2 separate regions of the Homo sapiens genome follow, and region 2 is linked to region 1. Evidence: read pairs that join two places in POLR2A ChIA-PET (ENCODE). Cell type or tissue: B cell. All regions are shown on one strand. Each heading gives the region's core, and the rest is flanking DNA. Links, peaks and the distances in the headings are about the cores only. Region 1 overlaps LOC102723444 (a long non-coding RNA gene). Region 2 overlaps DMXL1-DT (DMXL1 divergent transcript).

Region 1 (2,926 bases), core at 258-2,757:
CAAATATTCCACTCACATTCAAGAATGTTATATGTTCTCTGCAGTGAAAAATATGAAGCACCTCTGTAAACTAGTTATGGACCTATAGCCTCTAGTTCGCAAAAACTTCAGGTCACCAAAAATGGTCATTTTTTTTTCTAACCTGCTGAGGCTGAATCTGCTTCCTTCAATTTCACTTTGAGACCTTCTTCAACTTCTCTTGTATCATTTTTGTCTACACCCTTGAAAGCCTTCGAAGGCTTCCGTGATCTATATAAAAAGTTGGCTGTCACTCCTGTTTCCCCATATGCGGGAGAGATCTGTGTCTTGGTCTCACCTGGTTAGGCCTGTAGGCTTTGAGTTCTTCCTATTATCCTCAGACACATTTACATTTACCCTTCCATAACACAAGTAAGCCTAAGTGGGTATCTCTCCATGGCCTCTCCCTGGCCCAGGTTATTTGGCTCTCTTAGCCTTAAGAAAATGGTATTTATGGCCGGGCACAGTGGCTCACCCCTGTAATCCCAGCACTTTGGGAGGCCGAGGCAGGTGGATCACAAGGTCAGGAGTTCGAGACCAGCCTGGCCAAGACAGTGAAATCTCATCTCTACTAAAAATACAAAAATTAACTGAGCACAGTGGCAGGCTCCTGTAATCCCAGCTACTTGTGAGGCTGAGGCAGAAGAATCGCTTGAACCCAGGAGGTGGAGGTTGCAGCAAGCTGAGATCGTGCCACTGCACTCTAGCCTGGGCAACAGAGTGAGACACCATCTCAAAAAAAAAAAGAAAAAAAGAAAAAGAAAAGAAAGAAAAGAAAAAGAAAAAAGAAAATTGTATATACTAGAATTGAAAAAGGGAATGCTAAAATGACAGTGGAGTCATTTATACACTTTTGCAGAAGATCAAGCTCTGTGCCTCAAGTAGCCTTAAGTGCTGAGTACAGATGCTCCTCAACTTAGCGATGGGGCTACATCAGGATAAAACCATCATAAGCTGAAAATATATTTAATACACCTAACATACTCAACACCATAGCTTAGCCTAGCCCACCTAAAATGTGTTCGGAACACTTACATTAGCCTACAGTTAGGCTAAATTATCTAGTACAAAGCCTATTTTATAATAAAATGTTGACTATCTCAGGTAACTTTTTAACACTGCACTGAAAGCAAAAAAAGCAGAATGGTTGTATGGGTGTTCAAAGTATAGTTTCTACTGAATGTGTATCACTTTTAGTACAATACAAATAGAGTAAGGCTGGGCACACTGGCTCATGAATTTAATCCCAGCACTTTGGGAGGCTGAGGTGCAAGGATTGTTTGTGGCCAGAAGTTTGAGACCAGCTTGGACAACATAGAGAGACCCTAACTCTACAAAAAAATTTTTAAAAGGTTAACCGAGTATGGTGGTGCATGCCTGTAGTCCTAGCCACTTGGGAGACTGAGGCAGGAGGATCACTCTTGCCCAGGAGTTCAAGGCTACAGTGAGCTATGATCATACACTGAATTCCAGCCTGGGCAACAGAGTGAGACCCCTCTCTCTCTCTACACACACACACACACACACACACACACACACACACAGAGTGAGACCCCTCTCTCTACACACACACACACACACACACACACAAATACACATAGAGTTAAAAAATTGTAAGTCAGGGACCATCTGCACTGGGATAAGACTGGGGAGGCTGATGTGGGCTGGGGCAGAACCATGTGAGAGGAAGATGCTGAGGATGAGTGTGGAGATGAGGGAAGGAGAAAGCCACTGGTGGCCAGTCCTGGGAGTTTGAAGTTATGGGTAATCCCTCTCCTCAGTCTGCCCAGTGACTTCTCCCATAAATTCTACACATTCACTAATGCTCTGGATGTGAGTGCCTAATTCTGAGAGAATGGGAAGAATTGCTGACATCGGAGATGAGCACACACAGAGAGACAATAATACATCTGGGATGTGCTTGTTTCCTAGGCTTTCTAGGTGTATTTCTCTTCTAAGAAATCTTCCTTGTTAAAAAGCTTTTAGCAGATGATAAAACACAAGCATACTCTCCAAATCAGGTCAGAAAATATTATCTGAACAATTTATGACCCACGGTCCTTCTTTTATAACACAGTCATTTCTCAGCATCTGTGGGAGATTGGTTCCAAGACCCTTGAGGATACCAAAATCCGAAGATGCTCAAGTCTCATATAAAATGGTGAAGTATTTGCATATAACTTACATATATCATCCCATATGCTTTAAATTATCTCTAGATTGCTTATAATTCCTAATACAATGGCTACATAGCACTTCATTCACGTAAATTCAACATAGTAGCGGCACATTCAAGTTTGGCTTTTTGGAACTTAGTGGAATTTTTTTTCCCTCAGAATATTATTGATCTGCTGTTGATTGAATCCACAGATGCCAAATCCATGAATATGGAACGCACAGATATGGAGGGCTGGATGTACTTAGCAGTAATGTCTTGTATTAGGTTTTATTTAGACTCCCAAATTAGCCCCCTTGGGTCATCATACTCATTTTACAGATATGTAATTAAAGAAATGGAGGTTACATGATTTGCTCAAGGTCACAAAACTAAGTAATAATGTTCTTTAGACCACAATGAATGCAATCTAAGCCTCCTGTCTCCTATATCCAGACTTTCTCACTGTATTAAACTGTTCCTATAAAATCCAAGTCCCTTATTTTGCAGAGGAGTAACTCAAAGATTGCTAATATTGGGAGGTCCCCATAGAGTTTATGGCTGGCCATGGTTCTAGCATTGAACCATCGTCAAATCTCTCTGTTCAAATGACTTGATCACAGCTTTAAACTGAAGCCATTCAATTCCTGATATTCAATGCTTTAAATATGCTATAAATTCAATAGCTTCTATTTATTCAGCTGCCTGAAACTATGAATCTTTTTTTTAAATCAAAAGTTCAGTAAGGACCTT
Region 2 (2,926 bases), core at 291-2,790, 330 kb after region 1:
AGCTGGTACAACAGGTGTGAGCCACCGCGCCCAGCTTATTTTTTAGTTTTTGTAGAGACAGGGTTTTGCTGAGTTGCCCAGGCTAGTCTCGAACTCCCAGCCTCAAGTGACCCTCCTCCATCACCTCCCAAAGTCCTGGGATTACAGGCAGGCACCGCCACACCCGGCTCTGAAAACAGATGTTTATAGAAGAACCAATGGTCATTTTTGTGTTCCAGATCTGTTAGAAGTTTACAGTACAATCAAAGGGATTTGAAAAGATCTCATGGAGCTATTCTAGCTTTAGTAAAGCCTATATATAGGAAAATGATGGCTCATTTTATTTGCTGCCCTTCTGAAATCAGGCAAACAGTAGGTATTTCTAAGGTACACTTGAATGCCTGTTTTTTAAAAAAATCAAAGTCACTTTGAATAATGTTACCATTTATTTAAAATCTTTGTTTTTATCCCTGACTCTTTCATAATATAGCCATGCTCTCTCTCTCTCGTATATATATGCACACATACCTATACACATATATGTGTGCGTGTGTGTACGTATATACATATATGTGTATAGGTATGTGTGTATATATATGTATATGCATGCATATATATTTCTATATATATATATATATACACAGAACTGAATATTTGATATCTTGATGTGGTACTTTAAATACAGCATGAACAAAACAGAATTCTTGGTACCCTATTTTGTCACCCCTCTCCTCCAGACATGTTGATTACCCCAGTCTTCTCTATCTCATTTGATGATACCATTATCACTCAGTTACTCCAGTCCAAAATCTGTTTCCCATGATTCTTTTTCATTTAGCCATATATTTAAACCATCAGCTAATCTTTTGACTTTAGCTCTAAAACACATTTAATCTGTGCATTTCTTCCCATCTCTATTATCATCCTATTACAAAGCAATGTCTGTCTGTCTCTCTCTCTCTCTACACACACACACACACTTTCTGCCATTTAAGAGTAAGTTGCAGATATGATACTTCATTATCCCTAAATACTTCAGTGTTTAATTCCCAAATACAAGGACACTCTGTTATACCATTATAATTTTTTAAATAAATAAACATAGATACACTACTATAATCTGTAGATTTTGTTCAGCTATCTCTAATTGTCTAAATAAAACATATTCACTTTTAGCTACCCTAAATCTGCAGGACAAGCTTAAGCAATGTGTTGTACCTAGCACAGAATGATTGGTTCATAGATAGCACCATTATAGTTTCACTTCTCCTAATTGTTTATATGATACCTTTTTTTTTTTTTTTTTTTTTTAAGACAGAATCTCGCTCTGTTGCCCAGGCTAGAGTGTGGTGGCGTGATCTCGGCTCATTGCAACTTCTGCTTTCTGGTTCAAATTCTTGTGCCTCAACCCGTGGAGTAGCTGGGATTACAGGCGTGCACCACCATGCCTGGCTAATTTTTGTATTTTTAGTAGAGACAGGATTTCACCATGTTGGCCAGGCTGGTCTCAAACTCCTGGCCTTAACTGATCCTCCCTGCCTCGGTCTCCCAAAGTGCTGGGATTACAGGCGTGAACCACTATGCCCAGCCTATGTAGTACCTTTATGAAAATACATGAAAGGAAGTGGGGGCTTGGTTCTATCTACCACTGCCTTCTGTCAAATCTTTCACTAGTAACTTAAAATATCTGGTTCTTAGTTTCTTTAAGTATAAGGTTATACAAGATTATCACTGAGGAGCCTAGTGGTTCCAGAATTTCATAATTATATAAGGATGGTTTGTGTCCCCATATTTTAGTCTCAGACTGAATTCTAGCACAATTCTGAGGCTCTTTGTTAATAGTTAGGTTCACTACATGAAGGGCGGGTTGATAGAAGACAGTTCTTAATTTTAAGGTTCTTGCAGGCTACCATAGAAACTCACATACAGGGTTGTTGCTCTGGAGGAAGCAGATGAGCAAAAGTGGCCTCTTTGTGCTCAAGGATCTTGACTCTGTGTATACTGATTATGGAACTTGAACATTAAAGCCCAAAATCTACTAATAATTATTTTCCAACATTTTCTCTCAAGGATTTAAGGATAAAGAGCAAAAGGTAACTGCCAGGATGCTTTTAAACGAAGTTATACTTCTGTCTACATTTCATTTCAAAGCAGAATAATTCAAAAGGAGAGATAGGTTCAGGGCTTATGACTTTTAGTTATTGGCTAGAATGAGGAGATAACAGGTGACATGTTAGACCAAGGTGCTTATTGGGGCTCAAAATTTTGGGAGGGGATGTTCCTCAAGGAATTCCAAGGTTGGGATTTTTATCTCCTTAGATAGTTTAACATATGGAACAATATCCATAAGCCTAGACTATTGATACCAGCTTTGGAATCCCTGAGGAGAGGTAGTGTGAGTTGCCACAGACAAATAGGAGTCTATCTTCCATTACCTTTTTGTGGTGCCTTCCCATACATTGCCTTTGAGCTTTGCTCTTCTCTCTCTCCTCACTTCTCACCCCTATTGACAAATGTTTTATTTAGCATCACAGATAATTATTTTATTGAGTATTATTCCAGTCTCCTAATGCCGAACATTTTCAGTAAATAATGTTCTTTCTCATCCCTCCAGGTAATTACAAAAGTAAACTTCTTTAACATAGCTATATCACAGCACGAGTGGGAGGAAGGAAGATGAGGAGGAGATGGTTCTTCCTACTGGTCCTAAAAATGCTCTTGAGTGATATCTATACAATCAAGGATAATATTAAAATATTTAAGAATCAGTACCACATAGGACTCATTTGACCAATTGTAATGGATGCAAATAGCAGGGCTGGATCAGGGTTCTAGAGGCCTCTTTCTGTGCTAACCCTACCTCTTTGGTGCTGGATCAAAAGTAGGAAAAAATGGGGCTCCAGGCAGGGGATACTGTAAATCAGCATTTTAATAGGTTTTTGGTCAT

The links. ChIA-PET counts read pairs that join two places held together with the same protein. Peaks named below come from ENCODE experiments on the same cell type or tissue, not always from the same donor. Only the 100,000 strongest peaks of a DNase experiment are listed, where the experiment ranks them.
Region 2: POLR2A ChIA-PET joins it to region 1 with 11 read pairs; 5 of 35 experiments call an interaction of 5 or more read pairs at or near these places.

The regions. Positions count from the first base shown.
Region 1 is chr5:119,349,635-119,352,560 of GRCh38, reverse strand. LOC102723444 (a long non-coding RNA gene) reads left to right here. Exons shown (of 5, transcript XR_007058912.1): 3 at 2,096-2,179. It also overlaps a transcript of TNFAIP8 not described here. Among named protein-coding and RNA genes, the nearest start is that of TNFAIP8, 4.9 kb to the left of the region's middle. In B cell, for the core only: no CTCF peak of the experiment used is centred there; no DNase peak of the experiment used is centred there; H3K27ac peaks cover 969 bases.
Region 2 is chr5:119,014,960-119,017,885 of GRCh38, reverse strand. All of the region lies in intron 2 of DMXL1-DT (DMXL1 divergent transcript), which reads left to right. Among named protein-coding and RNA genes, the nearest start is that of DTWD2, 28 kb to the right of the region's middle. In B cell, for the core only: no CTCF peak of the experiment used is centred there; a DNase peak (open chromatin) is centred at 1,345; H3K4me3 peaks cover 499 bases; H3K27ac peaks cover 1,979 bases.